Regions from separate parts of the Homo sapiens genome. Here region 1 is linked to region 2. A link is a loop called in an ENCODE intact Hi-C map of the cell type or tissue named here. Cell type or tissue: natural killer cell. All regions are shown on one strand. Each heading gives the region's core, and the rest is flanking DNA. Links, peaks and the distances in the headings are about the cores only. Region 1 has its middle 490 kb from the start of SGCD. Region 2 has its middle 550 kb from the start of SGCD.

Evidence for each region. Peaks named below come from ENCODE experiments on the same cell type or tissue, not always from the same donor. Only the 100,000 strongest peaks of a DNase experiment are listed, where the experiment ranks them.
Region 1: a loop joins it to region 2, with 2.7 times the contacts of the local background. A loop is called at or near these places in 2 of 110 quality-filtered maps.

What each region holds. Positions count from the first base shown.
Region 1 is chr5:155,831,202-155,839,545 of GRCh38, reverse strand. It overlaps a transcript of SGCD not described here. Among named protein-coding and RNA genes, the nearest start is that of SGCD, 490 kb to the left of the region's middle. In natural killer cell, for the core only: no CTCF peak of the experiment used is centred there; a DNase peak (open chromatin) is centred at 4,775; H3K27ac peaks cover 289 bases.
Region 2 is chr5:155,768,850-155,777,193 of GRCh38, reverse strand. It overlaps a transcript of SGCD not described here. Among named protein-coding and RNA genes, the nearest start is that of SGCD, 550 kb to the left of the region's middle. In natural killer cell, for the core only: no CTCF peak of the experiment used is centred there; a DNase peak (open chromatin) is centred at 3,313; H3K27ac peaks cover 1,214 bases.

The DNA.
Region 1 (8,344 bases), core at 48-8,047, 63 kb before region 2:
AAATAAAAATCTCAGCACCCCAAAACTCCTTATGCCAAAGCGAAAGTTAAGCCTGGAGGCTGAGTCACACACACCCTCCTCCAAATGAGTAGCTGTTACTAGCATTATACATTAGCCAGACCCCTCAGAAAAGGTAAAAGGCCTCAGGCATCTCTGAATGACTGCCCCACAAATCATTTATAGGCAAATTTTTTTGCTGGCCTCCCATAAACAAGGACATGCCATATGTAACTTTAGGTCTACAATCTAAGTCTAGCTCCTAAAACTAAAATCTGTTTGATTCCACACTGATGATATCATTACAACCTTTTCTCGCCAGGTGCAGAACAGAGACAAGATCAATCATTCCTCCACCAGCCAGAAATGTATGCATAATTGATTCTTCCTTTACTCTTTTTTCTTTTATCTTCAAACATTCACCTTAATTTTATGTGAAATGTAGATTTGCTGGGCATTAACTAAAGTCTCACAAGAATGTAACCATTTGCTCCTACCCACCTCTTTCCCTACATGTCTTTCTCCCTTTAGGAAAATGTATAAATATAAACCTTCTGAAAACCTATTCAGAAAAACAGCAACAGATGCCTCTGTGATTTACATTTTCCTGGCTGTGCCCTAAAGCTGGCTTAAAAACTCTGATTGATTGAGATGCCTGCCTCAGTCACTCATTTTGGTTATCAATGTTAACATAAATAGCACATTTTTATGAAAAATAGCTATATTCCCCCCCAAAAAAATAAGTAGATTGAATTGTTTTTTTTTTTTTTTTTGCAAATCTCTTTAATATATGGCTTAATGGAAAAGAGTTTGATTTTTATATCTGCACTGCATTCAACTTGTGATACTACATGTCAAATAGATTCTGGAAAACTACTGTACACCTATGACAGAGTGAGATTTTTAAAAAGAAAACTATATTTTACTATCATTGTGAAACTAGTCTTGATCTCGTGGATTCTCTGAAAGTGTCTCAGAAACCCCCATGCATCCCCAGAACACACTTTGAGAATTGCTACTCTAACCTAACTTCCAATTTACAAGATACACAGAGGAACATATTAAATGACACGGGGGCAAAATATATCATCAGCAAAATATAGAATGTAAGAAACCCTATGGAATAATGTTCTCATTTCTTCAACAAATAAATTATGAGAAAACAGAGCAGGGAGAAAATTATAGACTAAAAGGAACTTAACAGGCTTATCTACCAAGTGCAATGTGAGGACCTTTTTTGAATCCTAATTTGAACAAATTAATTTGTTTAAAAAGGAATTTATGAGACAATTGGTGGAATTTAACCACTGATTAATATTAATATATGTTAATATTAAATAATCGTTAAAATCTTTTAAGTAGGAGAACGACATTATGGTCACATTTACTAAAAGTGCTTATCTTTTAGAGATACCTGCTGAAATAGTTACAGATAAAACAATATGATACCCAGGATGTGCTTCAAAACAGTCTGTCAGAAAGGAGGAGGGAGCATCGGTAGGAGTTGAGACTGTGTGACGGGTTCACAAAGTTCATTACGCTGTTTCCTCAAATTGTGTGTATGTTTCCATTTCTTCATAATAAAAAAAAGAGTTTAAAAAGAGACAGAAGTATCCAGATGTGTCCACTGAAACTTGGCGCTCAGCAGGCCAAATGCCTTTTTGAGGTCCCCAAATGCAATCGGAATGAAAGCTCGTTAAAAGGCAGTTTCAACACCCCCACAGGATAGACCTTGCTTTTCAACTTGGAATGACTATTCAGGTAGCTGAGTAAAAAGTGATTTTGCTGATTTCTACGTAAGGAAAGCAGACTGAATTATGTTACAGCTTGTGTTCTGATTGTTTTTATGACAATAGGCTTTCTAGACATTTCTGCTCTGCTACAATACAGGAGTTGGGACCTGAAGGGGCTTGTGCATGTGAACAGAACAGGGAAGGAAGGAGGGCTACTGGATGCCATGACTTATGTCCCTCTTTGTGTAAATCTGGAGAAACACAGGTTTACAGAAATGCTTTATGGTGCCCCTGGCAAGCAATAGTATGTATCTTCAAAAATTCTATATGGTGAAAAGTATCATAAATAATTTTTTAAGGCTGGGCGCAGTGACTCATGCCAGTAATCCCAGCACTTCAGGAGGTTGAGGCAGGTGTATCACCTGAGGTCAGAAGTTCAAGACCAGCCTAGCCAACATGGTGAAACCCCATCTCTACTAAAAATACAAAAATTAGCCAGGCGTGGTGGTGGGCACCTGCAGTCCCAGCTACTCAGGAGGCTGAGGCAACAGAATCACTTGAACCCTGGAGGCGGAAGTTACAGTGAGCTGAGATCATGCCACTGCACTCCAGCTTGGGCAACCCAGTGAGTCTCTGTCTCAAAAATAAATAAATAAATAATAAAAATTTAAAAATTAAAAATCCTAGTAGCCATTAACATATGTTCACTACACATTGCTAAGGAAAAAATAACATGTCACAAACAATATGTGAAGTATGATCCCATTTATGCAAAGAGCAAACAAACAGAAACAAAACAATACAAATACAACATAAGTTTGCACATGTGCATTTGTGGACATGGATGATTCTGAGAGTAGTAAGTGAGTATGTTTTCACCCAAACTCCTTTTTACCCTGTAACACCAACTTGGCTACTCCACTGCCCTTAAGATAAAGATGTCACACTAGAACCGGAGCTACAAAAAGGCATCCAATTCTGGATACTTCTGTTTTCCAAAGCTGAGATCCACTTGTAAAACACTTGCAAACATTTTGTTTTTCTATGCTAGAAGGAGGAGAAAAATACCTCTCCCTGGGCAGGAGAACAAGGAAAAATAAAACAAGTAGTATAAACTAGTCATATATCTGAAAAGAGACCACATACTCTGAGCTCTCCAAGAAGGTTAATGTCAAGTGGATGGGAGAAATAGAACTCTCAGATCAGTACAGGGCTTGAGAGCAGAGCTGCCCATGTCTGCTTTCCCTCTGAACCCTGACAGCAAACTCTTCTGAAGGAGCTTTTCACTCTATCAAGGTATGATAAAACTTGAAAAGAGATGGCTGGATTGAGTGCGGGGCGGGGGTGGGTATCAGAGGTAGAGAAGTTCCAAGGTGGCCCCATAACTTTCCTATATCCTTGAAGAATCGTTTTTCATTTGCAGAATAAAAAAGGAAGAAAGTCTACATATCTGAAATGCTCTTCGATAGACCAGCAGATGGTGGCATAATCAGTATGGCCAAGAACCAAGTGGGACTGCCAATATCTCACTGGATGCCCAGGGAGGGCTCCACATCTGGAACAGGGTGGAATGATGTACATCCTAGCAAATTCAATGGTGGACAGACCCCATGGAGGTCCAGCTATCTCCTCAGTCCAGAAACCATGACACTCCTTAAATTCCCAGTATTTAAATAAGTCCCAGAGAAGGATGAGCAAGGGAAACTGAAGTAGTCAGGACTGAAACTTGAAATAATTTTGCTAGGATTGACTATACAGTAGATCCCTGTTATCCACAGGGGATACTTTTCAAGACCCCCAGTGGATGCCTGAAACCACAGATAGTACTAAACGCTATATATACCATATGTTTTCCTAGACAGTAAAGGGTGGGTAGGCTATAAGAGTGGATACCCTGGGCAAAGGAATGATTCACCTCCTGAGCAAGATGGAAGGGAACGGCACAGGATTTCATCACACTACTCTGAATGGCATGCAAGGTAAAACTTACAAATTGTTTACTCCTGGAATGTTCCATTTTAATACTTTTGGACAGTGGGTAACTGAAACCATGAAAAGTAGAACTGCTAGTAAAGTGTTTTCTGTCATTAGGCGAGATGGGCAATTGAAATAATGATTATCAAGAAAAAAATGGCAAAAATTGGCAAATACTTTTGCTAAAAGACTAGACACACACATGTAACTATGTGAGATAATGGATATGTTAATATGTTTGAATACAATAACCATCTCACTATGTATATGTACATCAGAAATCATACTGTATACCTAAATATATACAGTTTTTAAAACTGAAAGAGAAGAAAAGTCATGTGTGTGTTACACACACATATTGTTAAATGAATAGAGACAGCCATTCTCTGGGGGAACACAGTAGGATTTAGAGAATGTGTGAAGGAGAAGCTCACTTTCCACACCATTTGTATTTCTGTAGATTGTTTGCATTTTTCACATTGGGTCATGTTACTTTTGTGATAAAGGTTTTTGTTTCAAAAACAATGATTACAAGGCCGGGCGCAGTGGCTCACACCTGTAATCCCAGCACTTAGGGAGGCTGAGGCGGGTGGATGACCTGAGGCCAGGAGTTTGAGACCAGCCTGGCCAACATGGCAAAACCCTGTCTCTACTAAAAATACAAAAATTAGCAGGCATGGTGGTGGGCGCCTGTAATCCCAGCTACTCAGAAGGCTGAGGCAGGGAGAATTGCTTGAACCTGGGAGGCGGAGATTGCGTTGAGCCGAGATCACGTCACTGCTCTCTAGCCTGGGTGACAGAGAAAGACTCTGTCTCAAAAAAAAAAAAAAAAAAAAAAATTAGCTGGGCATGGTGGCACATGCCTTTAATCCCAGCTACTCAGGAGGCCGAGGCAGGAGAATTGTTTGAGTCTGGGAAGCAGAGGTTGCACTGAGCCCAGACTGCACCACTGCACTGCAGCCTGGGCAACAAAGTGAGAGTCCGTCTCACGAAAAAAAAAAAAAAAAGATTACATTCAATGGTTTCACAGACAACTGGTAGGGTGGGACTCTTTGCTACAGTGCACTTACCACAAGGCACCATGTCTTCACCACAAAGTTGGTGTAGGAGAGAAATGCAGGGAAAGGCTGGGTGACTTTTTCTTGTCACGAAGAAGAAAACATTAAACTGTGAAAAGCACGAAAGAATTGTCAAACGTACATGACACAAGCCATAATATAGTGTGTGAAACGTGGCAAGCACCACTTGTGTAAAACTCACCCAAACACTAATTTTTCTCAAAAATGGAAAACATATTATTAATTATAAGTAAAACCTTTGAGTAGAATCACACGATAAGGTTACAAAACACCATCTCCTGAATTGGAGCACCACCCCTATGCCCACCACAAAATGAGTCATATTTCACCTACCATTTACTTTTTATCCTTTCAATTGTTATGAACATATATAGCCAACTGCACTTCTAAAGAACTCATAAAGCTGTGCTTTAGTTATTCTGAGTTCAATATTTACATGCAGTACCGTTCTCAGAAATACTCATTTCAAATCAATCAAGGTTTATTGGGCACTTTTTATGTGCAGGCTCTTGGTACTGAGGGGTGCAAGGAGGATCAGGACACAGTTCCTGCCTTGGAGTATTTAGTCTTAAAGGAGGGGCACATAGGTAAGCAACTAATAATTACACAAGACAAAATAAAGCAAGTGACATTAATAATAACCAGAGCAGGATAGTATGTGGGAATGAGTATTTAACTCTGCATGGGCATTTGGGCCGGCCTTTAAAGGATGGTAAGGATTTAAAAGGCAGAGAAACAGCAAGGGCCATAGCCACACCATGAGCAAAACTAAGCAGGTGTGAAAGGAAGACTGATGTCCTTCCACAACTCAGTGTAGGGTCTCTAAGAAAACAAGTTATCTAGGCCTTTCACTGTATCTGTTAATCATTTTGCATTCTGTATTCACTGTTCTCATGTAGCCAGAGGCCAAATAGGTTGACCTGATCTAAAATTATTAGAAAGAGACAGTGAAATAGAAATGCACTCAGCAAATGTGGGTTCCTTGAGAAGCACAGGTACTCATACATCATGCAGGGGCAACATGAGGGGGGTCTCTAAAAGCACAGCTCTGCTAGATGAACTACACTTTCCGCTGCTCACCTGAGAAGTGCTGAAACACTGCATGTAACAAGACTGGAGCTCGCAAAATGAACAGATAGACTTTTCCCCCCTTGGTTTCAAATTCTTCAAACTGGGCTACAGCTGAACATAAATCATAATTCCAAGTAGCCAGCTGTGATGCACTTAGAACAATTCTTTTGATGTCTTCATCTGTTGGGGTCCCTCATAGCTTGTGGAGTAGCAGCACCCTCTATTGGAAAGGAGGTCTCTTGAAGGCCCATCACTACCAGAAAAACCTTTCCAATTTGCAAATAAAAGGGATACTTGCTTCCATGTGATTCATAACCACTCACCAAATGGTAAAGAGATTTTCCTATCCATTATATTTAATGTAACAAATATAAAATGTTTTGTCTATAGAAATAAGCACTGCACAGTGATTACTTCTTTATACTGAACTTTAGAAGATCTCAGTACCTTCTGACTTTTTTTTTTTGAGATTCTCTCTGTGTCACCCAGGCTGGAGTGTACTGGTGCGATCTCAGCTCACTGCAATCTCCATCTCCCAGGTTCAAGTGATTCTCCTGCCTCAGCCTCCCAAGCAGCTGTGACTACAGGTGCGTCCCACCATGCCTGGCTAATTTTTTTTCTTTTTTTTTTTTTTTTTCGTATTTTTAGTAGAGACGGGGTTTCACGATGTTGACCGGGCTGGTCTTGAACTTCTGACCTCGTGATCCGCCTCAGCCTCCCAAAGTGCTGGGATTATAGGCATGAGCCACCGTGCCCAGCCCTGACTTTCTTAAAAACTGAGATACATGCTCACTGACAAGTACGCAAGATTCCTAGAAAGAGTATGGCTGAAAAGGTACATATAAGAGAAAACTAAGTACCATGAAACTTACTTATTAATTAAAATTTAAAATGCTATTCAAAATATTATTTTTAAAATCTATAATTCTCTACACAAAAGTAATCAAACACTATTTGGTTTCACTCACTCACTCAACAATTTTTTTTGCATGTCTATTATATCTTCAATGTGTGATTTAATCAATCAATGTAGCATTATCATTGAGCTCACATCAGGAGGAAGGACAAGGCTGCCAGCAGTTATAACACAGGGTGACAAGTAAGCATAAGGAGCAGACTAGAATCCCTAACTCAGTCCTAAAGATGGGGCTTGGTATACAGAGAGGCAGCAATGCTTGCGTTGTATCCTGAAAAATAGACTGGAGCCAACCATGCAGAAGACCAGAGAGAAGTTTCCCAGATTTAGGGAAAAGGAAGTACAAAGACATAGAGACACAAAAGATACTGAGGTATTAAGAGACCACAAAGTTCATAAATGTTAGATCATAAATGTTAGAGTTATAGGCTGCTACCATATGGAGAACAGAAAGAGGTGAGGGAGTGGATCATTCATCTCAGCATTAGAAAGGGCATTAGAGGTCATCCAGTCTAGATTCCTGAATACCTCCAGTGACCTGCCACTCGCCACTCATAAAGCTACAATGGATCTCATTTTGCACCCTGCAAAACTAATCTCTCTTTCATTTGCGGAACTCAAATCAACTTTTTTGAGATGAAACATGAAACTGAAGAACTGAAGAATTGACTATATCTTAAGATTTTTCCCTAATAAAAATAACCAGAACTAAGCTGGCATTGAGCTAGAATACCCACAGTTAATACGCTTTCCTTTGCAGCATCTGTGAGTGATAACAGCTAACCACATCTTTGAATTTATCCTGATTCCAAAGAGGACACTTCCAACATCAGGGCCCTTAATGGCTTTGGTAAATACCACAAGACTTCTGAGTGCAAGTAAAGAGGGACAGCTCTCTATAATCCCCAAGATCATTGCCTAAAGCTCCCTTGTACTCCCCTGGAGAACCTCCATTCTCCTCATCAGGCAGAGCACCACTCATATCCGCTCTCCCTACAGACTCTGTGGAAGCAATTACTAAGTGAGATCATGATTCTACTGATCAGACCCGATTGCAGTACAAGAGAACAAAATCAACCATGTTAATTTCAGCTGAGCAAGTGGGGATTTGTGACGGGGGATGCCTGGCACTTGCCAAATAGAGAAATCACAGCTCCTCAGAGAAAGCAATTCAATTTGCAAGCTCTAATTGTAAGCCGAAATTAAAAATAATGGAAGGCACAAAGCAATTGCATACAAAAGTCCAGGTAATTTCAGTGAAAAGGGAAAGCATCCTTCAATAAGCAAGTGCACTTCTCAACCTGTTTTCTCCTAAAAATCTGACAATTATTTCTACGTTTCCCACTATTTAATCAGCAAGAGGTTAAAAGAGGCAATGCAATTAAACTTAAAACAATGGTAAATCTCCCCCTTTCATATTGTGTGCATTGTACAAGATGAAATGAACTAGGAGACGGAGGCACGGAGAAAGGGAGAGACCCTGATATCAAGGAGAGGCAGTCAACAGGAGCAAAAATCAAAACCGCAAGAGCAGGTGGAGGAATATATCACAGAGTCTGCAAGAGCACAAGTAA
Region 2 (8,344 bases), core at 300-8,299:
TATGCCATGAAAGACCTATTCTAAAAGGCAGAAAACCATGTTCCAGAATTTAAGGCTGCAAAAGATCATCAAGTTTGATAATGTTTCTTCCACTATTTCCCAACAACTCACAAGCAGGAACCCTTTTCTTGTCCATCTCCAACAGCAACACTTCAGATCTTTCTCAAGCTAAGGTGCCATATTTATTGAAGTACCCATGGATAAAGTTATAGTAGTGTTTTTATAAGGTTGCTACCTTTGATGTTTCATTGATGAAGTGTGATTGTGGTGCCCATAACCCCATTTGTCCCATAAGCTCTTGGCTTTTATTGGCTGACTTTGCATAATGTGGTGATTTTTTAAAACATGTGGTTCATGCCATAGTATAACTGACTATACTAACTCTGTGAGTCTATAAGGAATATCTGTTAGTTTTGTCTCATAAGATGAGCAGACATTTTGCCCGAAAAATATCAGAAAATTTGCTTTTCAGAAAACTATCCTCTTCCAAAGTCAAGTACAAGGCTCTGCTTCCTGCATAGTGAAGCTGAGGGGGCTGGAGGTGGGGCGGGGGTGGGGGGTGTTGCGGAAAGGACCCAGTCTTGCCAATCAAAGTGCTTTGGTAGTACTCAGCTAGTAAGGGTTAAAGGAAGACTGGAGATGGACTTCACCTCTGTGGTTTCTTCCATCCTAAGGATTTTATAATACCACCTTTGATAATTATGAAAATAACCATATTTATCCAGTGTCTGTTTTGTGCCAGTCTCTGTGTTCAATACATACACACATTGTCTCATTTATTTCCCACAGTAAAGCTGTGAAGAGGATGATAACTGTTATTCATATTCTGCAGATAAGGAAAATGAGGCTCAAAGGGGGCAAACTGACTTGTCCAATGTACTCTGAACCCTTGGCCATAGTGATATTTGGACATGTGGTCCAAACAGGGCCAGACTGAGTCCCCCTAAGGAACTATGTTTTTTGGAGTTATCAAGAAAGAATTGCCGTCCTATATTCCTGGGTCTCTATCATTAAGAAAAATAAAGGCATATCACTGCCCAATTGCCACCTTTGTAATCAAGTAGGATAATCTGTGAAGAATAAATCCAATAGAGTTCTAATAACATCATATAAATTTCTGAACCTAGTCAGAAGCTAGTTAACATCCAGAAACTTTTTTCAGCAATGTAAGTCAATACCTAGCCAAAAGTTTTCACTTTTTTGAATACAGTTTCTGTTACTGGAAACCAAAAGTGCATTGATTAATATACCCTGGACAGCAAAGCATTTGTGATGACCCAGATTGAATCCCCTATTGTCTGTTTCTACAAAACACTCTACTTCTCCTTTGGAGCAGAATTGGCCCAGGTAATGCTGTGTTCCCTGTAGCATCATAAGCTCCCTGAGGGAACAGACTTCTCTCCCTGTCTACCACTGTTTCCCAAGGCATCCTCCAGGCTTGGCACCTCATAGAAGTTTAGTGAATGCCTGCATAATCAGAGACTGAATGAGTGAATAAATGGACATATTGACCATTTTCACCCTGTTTGCTTATTTCTAAAATAAAGAAGCAAGTGATAGTTGCCTGTCTTTTTTTTAATGGGCATCTAATGAGGTATGTAAAAGTGCTGTGCTAGCTAAAAAGCAATAATTATAATTCATTCAGCAAAGAGTGCAGTAGTCAAAAGGAGCATAATAGAGTTGGAAAAAGCATGGGCGCAGGAGTCAGAGTATGTTTGAGTATCAGCACTGTATCTTATTAGTTGTCTAATTTTGGGCAAATTATATATCCTCTGAGTCTCTGTCTCATGGGTTTCTTGTGAGCATTTAAAAAGTTAATACATGCAAAGCATCTAATCATATTTCAGGTGTGTTATGTGCTCTATGAAATAGACTGATAAATCAGAAAAGGGCCCCATCCCCAAGAAGCTTACAGTCTAATAGACAAATCATGTACACAAACAACAGGAATATAAAGCAGAGAAGGTGTCCTGAAAATACAATAAAGACATCACAGGACATCATGGGAGATCAATCACTCTAGCTCTTTAAAAATAAATGTTTTCTTTCTTTAAACTTGCTAAGGCAACTTTATGCTAAATATTACCCTCACTGTCAAGCAAGTCTTAAGAAACTCTAACAAACAATGATATTAAATTTAGATCACTGAATTCCTTGTTTGCATGGTTCTGTATGGTAAATTCAAAAGCATTTAGATGCAAATTAGACAAAAAGTACACAAAACTTCAACTACTGAAATGTGTGCAGCATCAATGTGATTGAGAAGGTACCAGAGCTGCTGCCACCCAAGTTTATGGATGCATAAACTGGTAGGGGTCTGTGGAAAGCTGAATAGTGGCCTCCAGAAATGTCCTTGACCTAATCCCTGGACCTGCATTACCTCCTGTGACAAAAGGGACTTTGCAGATATGATCAAGTTAAGGACCTTGAGGTGGGGAGATGATCCTGGATCATCCAGGTGGGCCTGGTATCATCCCAAGAGTGCCTATCACAGGGGTGCAGGAGGAGTCTGTGAAGGAGAAGGTGATGTGGTACCAGAAGCAGAGATTGGAGTGATGTGTCTTATAGATGGAGGAAGGGGCTATGAGCCATGGAATGCTGGCAGCCACTCAACACTGAAAAAGCCAGGAACATGGATTTTCCCTTCAGAGTGTCCAGAAGGAACCAGCCCTGCCAACACTTTGACTTCAGCACAGTGAAATGGATTTCGGACTTCTGACCTCCAGAACAAGAAGAAAGTAAATTGTGTTGTTTAAGTAACTAAATTTGCACTGATCTGTTACAGCAACAGTAGGAAACCACAACAAGGACAAAGGGAAAATGGCTCCTAGTATTTGATTTCTGCTTCCATTTTTAAGGGGAAAGAATGTTACCAAAGTACCCCGGCAGAGCTCCAATTCAGGGTTTACTGATACACAGGTAGAAATTGCTGAAAATTGTGAAAAATGCTTTCTATAGCAACAGTCCTAAAATAAAGCTAGCAGGCTGGCCTCTCAAAACCCAAAATATCCTGAAGTGACCCAAGATTTTGAGCCAAGTTAAAATCCAGCATTGTGGAATTCGAATAAAATTTCCTCAGTCGCTTCTCTTACATGTTAACTGAATGGCAAAATGGACTCCAAACAGAAGTTGGGTCCTTGAGAGGGGAGGCATAATTATAAAAATCTGATTCCAACTTTTATCAAGCATTCTAGAACTCAACTATCAACATGTATGTTATAATTTTACAGTGGACTCTGGGGTGAGGAGACAGTTTCATGCTCCCCCTCACAACATTTTCACACCACCCTCAGGTCTCCACCCACATCCTGTGCTCCGGTGACATCATCATGACCTTCGGCTGGCCTGTGCACACACTACATCCCTTGCTTGTAGCATTCTTCTTCCATCCACCAACCCAAAGTCCTAGAAAAGGCACTAAACCTTAAATACTCTTCAACCCTTGATCCAAATGTTGTCTCTTTCAGGAAGTTTTATTTGACTTACCCCTAGACATACTCCCTGCCTTCTGTCCTCCCATCATCTTAGAATAGAGTTTCCTTAGCAATTACCCCATTGCTATAATCATCTGTTCACATATCCGTCTTCCCAAATACCTGGTAGTCTCTCCTGGGCAATGACAATACCCTGTTCAACTTTTAATCCTACATACTCAGTACCAGGCCTAGAACATCACAGGTATTTTTAAAGAAGTTTATTAAAGAAGTCAGGGCAGGCCAAGCATGGTGGCTTACACCTGTAAACCCAGCACATTGGGAGGCCAAGTCAGGAGGACTGGTTGAGGCCAGAAGTTCAAAACCAGCCTGGCCAATATAGTGAGACCCCGTCTTTATGAAGAAAAAATAATAACAAATTGTAACTAAAATGCAGGTTACTCACTTGCTGTTTACAAAGTCCAATTAACAGGAGCAAGGTATGGCATAAAGAAAGAGATTTATTCCAAAACTAGCTTAAGGGAAGGAGTACAGGCTTCCTGCTTAAAGGGTACTACTTCACTTTTACAGCAGAAGTGGACACTTCTAAAAGGCAGGAGAGGTGAGCAAGGGTAGGGAGTTCCACACACTAGCTCCGGTGCCTTATCTACTGGGTGGTCAAGTGGATGACTACTGGCACCCTGTGGGCAGGACTAGGCCAAAAACTCCCCAAATGGGAGACAGCAGCATAGTAATACTTACTAACGTAGAGAGTGCTTACTTACTTCGTAAGTAGTAGTACTAGAGGTAACCTCCTGGTGGGTAAGAGTTCCACAGTGGGCATGCTTTGGTTTATAAATCAACTGTTGACTTGATTTACGTAGTAAAATGAACTTGCCCTACCGGAAGTGTCTGGTGAAAGAGAGGTAAAAGGTTCTATTTGCATTTCAATAGGGGTTAGTAGGAAGTTGGGACAGGGGAAAAGGGGAAAACAGAAAGGAAAATAAAAAAAATAATAATAGTAACTCATTCCCCTTTTCTTAGAAAAAAATGGGGGTACCCAGTTACAAAATCAGTACACAAATGCAGCCACCCAGAAAACCATTAATAACTTAAAACCTTGCTACCTAACTTGTTTATCTATTGTATCTGGAAGACTTAACTCCGAAGTAACATTCATTTGGAAAAATCCAATACATAGCTAAAGTAAAGGAGTCATTATAACAGGGGGTCTATAAAACACTACGTGGTCAAAAGCAGGGATTCTAGATCTGGACAGACCTCTGCTCCATCCATCCCTGTCTCTGCCTGATGAAGTGGCAATCCCTATGTCCCTCTGACCTGGCTGCTACTGCTCTTTACCTTATTCACTTGTCTCTAGCCAGACTGTCCCTCCTGAGAGCCCAGAAGATTTTTGTGAAGATGAAAGCACTTGGAATATATCAAAGTGCTACACAAATATTTGCCACTATGATTACTATTCTAAATAACTGTTTTCTCTAAAGTAGGGCCAACATTTGTTGCTTTGTGTCAGCATCCCTCCCCTGAGAAACAGCGCCCTCCTTATATGTGAGAGTGAATTGCTCCCCCTTTCCATTTATCCACTGGTGCAAACAGAAACTGCTGCCTTTTCCCAGGAAGAGGCAAGTTCTGAAGTGCTGTGACCCTGTAGTACCTACTGCCAGCCCTACTTCCCATAGCTTAACTATGGAAACCAAGTATTCTCCACTTTGAATTTGGTTTCTGTCACTTGTAATAAAGAGATTCGTAATTATTACTTGTTCACAAAACATAAACAGGAGAAACTTCTCAATTATATCTTCTTAAAAATCGAATAAGCAGCTTTTATTGAAAGAGAATAATGCTAATAATTATTAGGCAGTCTGCTTATCAACATTATAGTGCATTAGATAAGAATCTAGAAACAGAGGCTGAGCTTGGTGGCTCATGGCCATAATCCCAGTGCTTTGGGAGGCTAAGACTGGAGGATCACTTGAGCCCAGGAGTTCAAGACCACCCTGGGCAACATAGGGAGACCCCATCTGTATAAAAAATTAAGGCCGGGTGCAGTGGCTTAAGCCTGTAATCCCAGTACTTTGGGAGGCCAAGGCGGGTGGATCATGAGGTCAGGAGTTCGAGAACAGCCTGGCCAACATGGTGAAACCCCATCTCTACTAAAAATAAAAAAAAAATTTAGCCGGGCACATTGACGCACGCCTGTAATACCAGCTAGTTAGGCTGAAGCAGGAGAATCGCTTGAACCTGGGAGGTGGAGATTGCAGTAAGCTGATATCACGCCACTGCCCTCTAGCCTGGGCAACACAGTGACACTCTGTAAAAAAAAAAAAAATTAAAAATTAAAAAATTAGCCAGGCATGATGGTGCATACCTACAGTGCTAGCTACTTGGGAGGCTGAGGCAGGAGGACCATTTAAGCCCAGGAGTTTGAGCATGGAGTGAGCTATGATGGTACCACTGCACTCCAGCCTAGGTGACAGAACAAGGCACTGTGTTAAAAAAAGGAAAAATCTAGGAAAAGAGAAATACCCCAGCAAAATGAGAGTTGCAACATGGCAGGGCATGGTGGAACCCAGGAAATCCGAGTATTAACAAACTGAATGACTGCACGCAAGGGACTTAGACTCTCTGGGCTTCATTTTCTTCATCTACAAATTGCCAAGGACCATTTATGTTCTAAGTCACTACAAATACATATACTTTTGGTTCAGATGACAGGAGCACTTTTGTGGTTTTTTTGATGTCAAAAATTCAAACTTCTTTTGTTAAAGAAAAAAATTAAAACCTCTCAGTGGGATTTAAACGAAGGTTCAAATATCCAGAATACTTAAGAGAGATCACGTCTGTTTTTTAAAGCAAAACCAGAGCCATCATTCAGTATGTGATTAATGAACTGAAAATAGGAGATTACTAAGAAAGTTACCTTTTTATGAACTTATCGAGCTTGCGGGATAAAAACTGATAAAGAGGACTAAATTCATACCATGCTGACATGTGGCTAATTCTATAATCAATCACAGCCACAGCATTCAATAATGCAACAAGTACTTACTGAGAAACAATTATATGCAGGATGTTGTGACAGGTGCTAGGGGGAAAGCAGAAAGGGATAAAGCTGGATTTATAATCTCACCTCCCTGCTTCAAACCCTCCAACAGCACGCCACTGCCCTCAGAATAAAATCAAAATTTATAACATGACTTTTAATTCCTAACTTTTAAGGCTACTACTTTTCTAACATCTTCTGCCACTGTGCCTTTCAATCATCTTTCTCCAGCCAAACTCCTCTTTCAGATCCTTTATACAGCTAAGCATTTTCTTGCTCCAAGGTCTTTGAACATCTGCTTCTATGCGATATTCCATCTTCCTGGAATGTTCTTCCCACCCACCCCTGCCCCCCACATCCTATGGCTGGCTCCTTTATGCTCTTCAAGTCCAAATTAAATGTCACTCCTCAAACAGACTTTTCCTAACCACACCCTCCTTTTTGTGCCCACCCTATCATTGCTATTATTCTCCTGGTATTATGTTTGGTCTCTCCCCAGTGCTTCTCCCAAGTTGTAAAATATGATTTGCTTGCCTCCTTGGGCTTTGCCTAAGCCTGGGGAGGGGACAGGGGTGTGGTGGTCTGTTGTATCTTCAGCACCCAGCACGATACCAGGTACCCAGAAGTCACACTATGAATGAATGCGTGAGAAAAGGAGAGTAGTACAATCACCATAACTATAACATGAAGTAATATACCTTAAGAGTTTGCATAGTAGAAAAAAAAATGGAGAAGCAAGTCCTATGAATAAAAAAATGAAAGAGAAAAGGTACAAAGCATGGCCTAAGGAGTGAAAGAAATCTTGTGTAGGGCGTAGGAAAGGACAGAATTGGTGAGGCGACATCAGGTAGACTCTTGAGGGCTAACAAAAAGGACTACCTCTGTGTTTTAGAAGGATTACTGTGCCGTGAGTACAAATGTATAATAGATGGATACTTGGAAGAAGGCCACGCCAATAGGCCAGAACAACATATTACAAAAGAATAACAAAGAAAAAGGAAAGAATGACAATGCATGAAAGATACTTTGAGGCTAGTTGGATGTAGAATGCAAGTAAATAAGGAAAAGAAGAATCCTCCAGGACTATGCCAAGGTTAAAAACTGGGGGATGTGGGAAGAGAGAAGATTTTGAGTTAGAGTAGGAAGACAATGGGTTCCATCCTGGCTACCATTCAACCATTTGGGAGCAAAGTGGAAGAACCAGACTCATGAACTTGTATCCTCTGGCATGTTCTCCCTCTGCTATGCAAGTCTCCCTTCCAAATTTTTTTTTTTTTTTGGTCATTTCTACAATTGAATATGCCTCCGGTTTTTTGGTTTTTTCTTTTTTCTTTCTTTTTTTTTTGGCTGTTTCTAAAAATAATCTAAAATTCATGAAATACAGGTGTACGCTTAAATAAGAATGTGAAATTTCCTTTCAATCACTTCACATACCACCTTCTCCACAATAGCCTCCTCACAGTTTGGAATACATTCTAGCATACTTTGTATGCATAGAGTGTATTAACTCAAATTTTTTTACACAAACAATGTAATATTATACATGTGGTTCTCTAATTCACTTCTTTACATTTTTTACTGTATATATTATGAATAATTCTCCTACTCAATATATACAAATCCTACTCATCTTTTTAATGGACAGTTTGGTATTATCTTATGGCATCTTCTGTAATGTATTTACTCAATCTTCCATTGATGGTTATTTAGGATATTTTCAGTTGTTATCATAAGCAATACTGCAATGAACATCCTTGAATACATATCTTTGTTGCAGCAATTTGGTTGTCTCTTTAAGCACATGGCAAAAGTATTAAACAACTAAACCTTTCCAGAGAGCAATCCAGGAGGAAACATGAGATCTGAA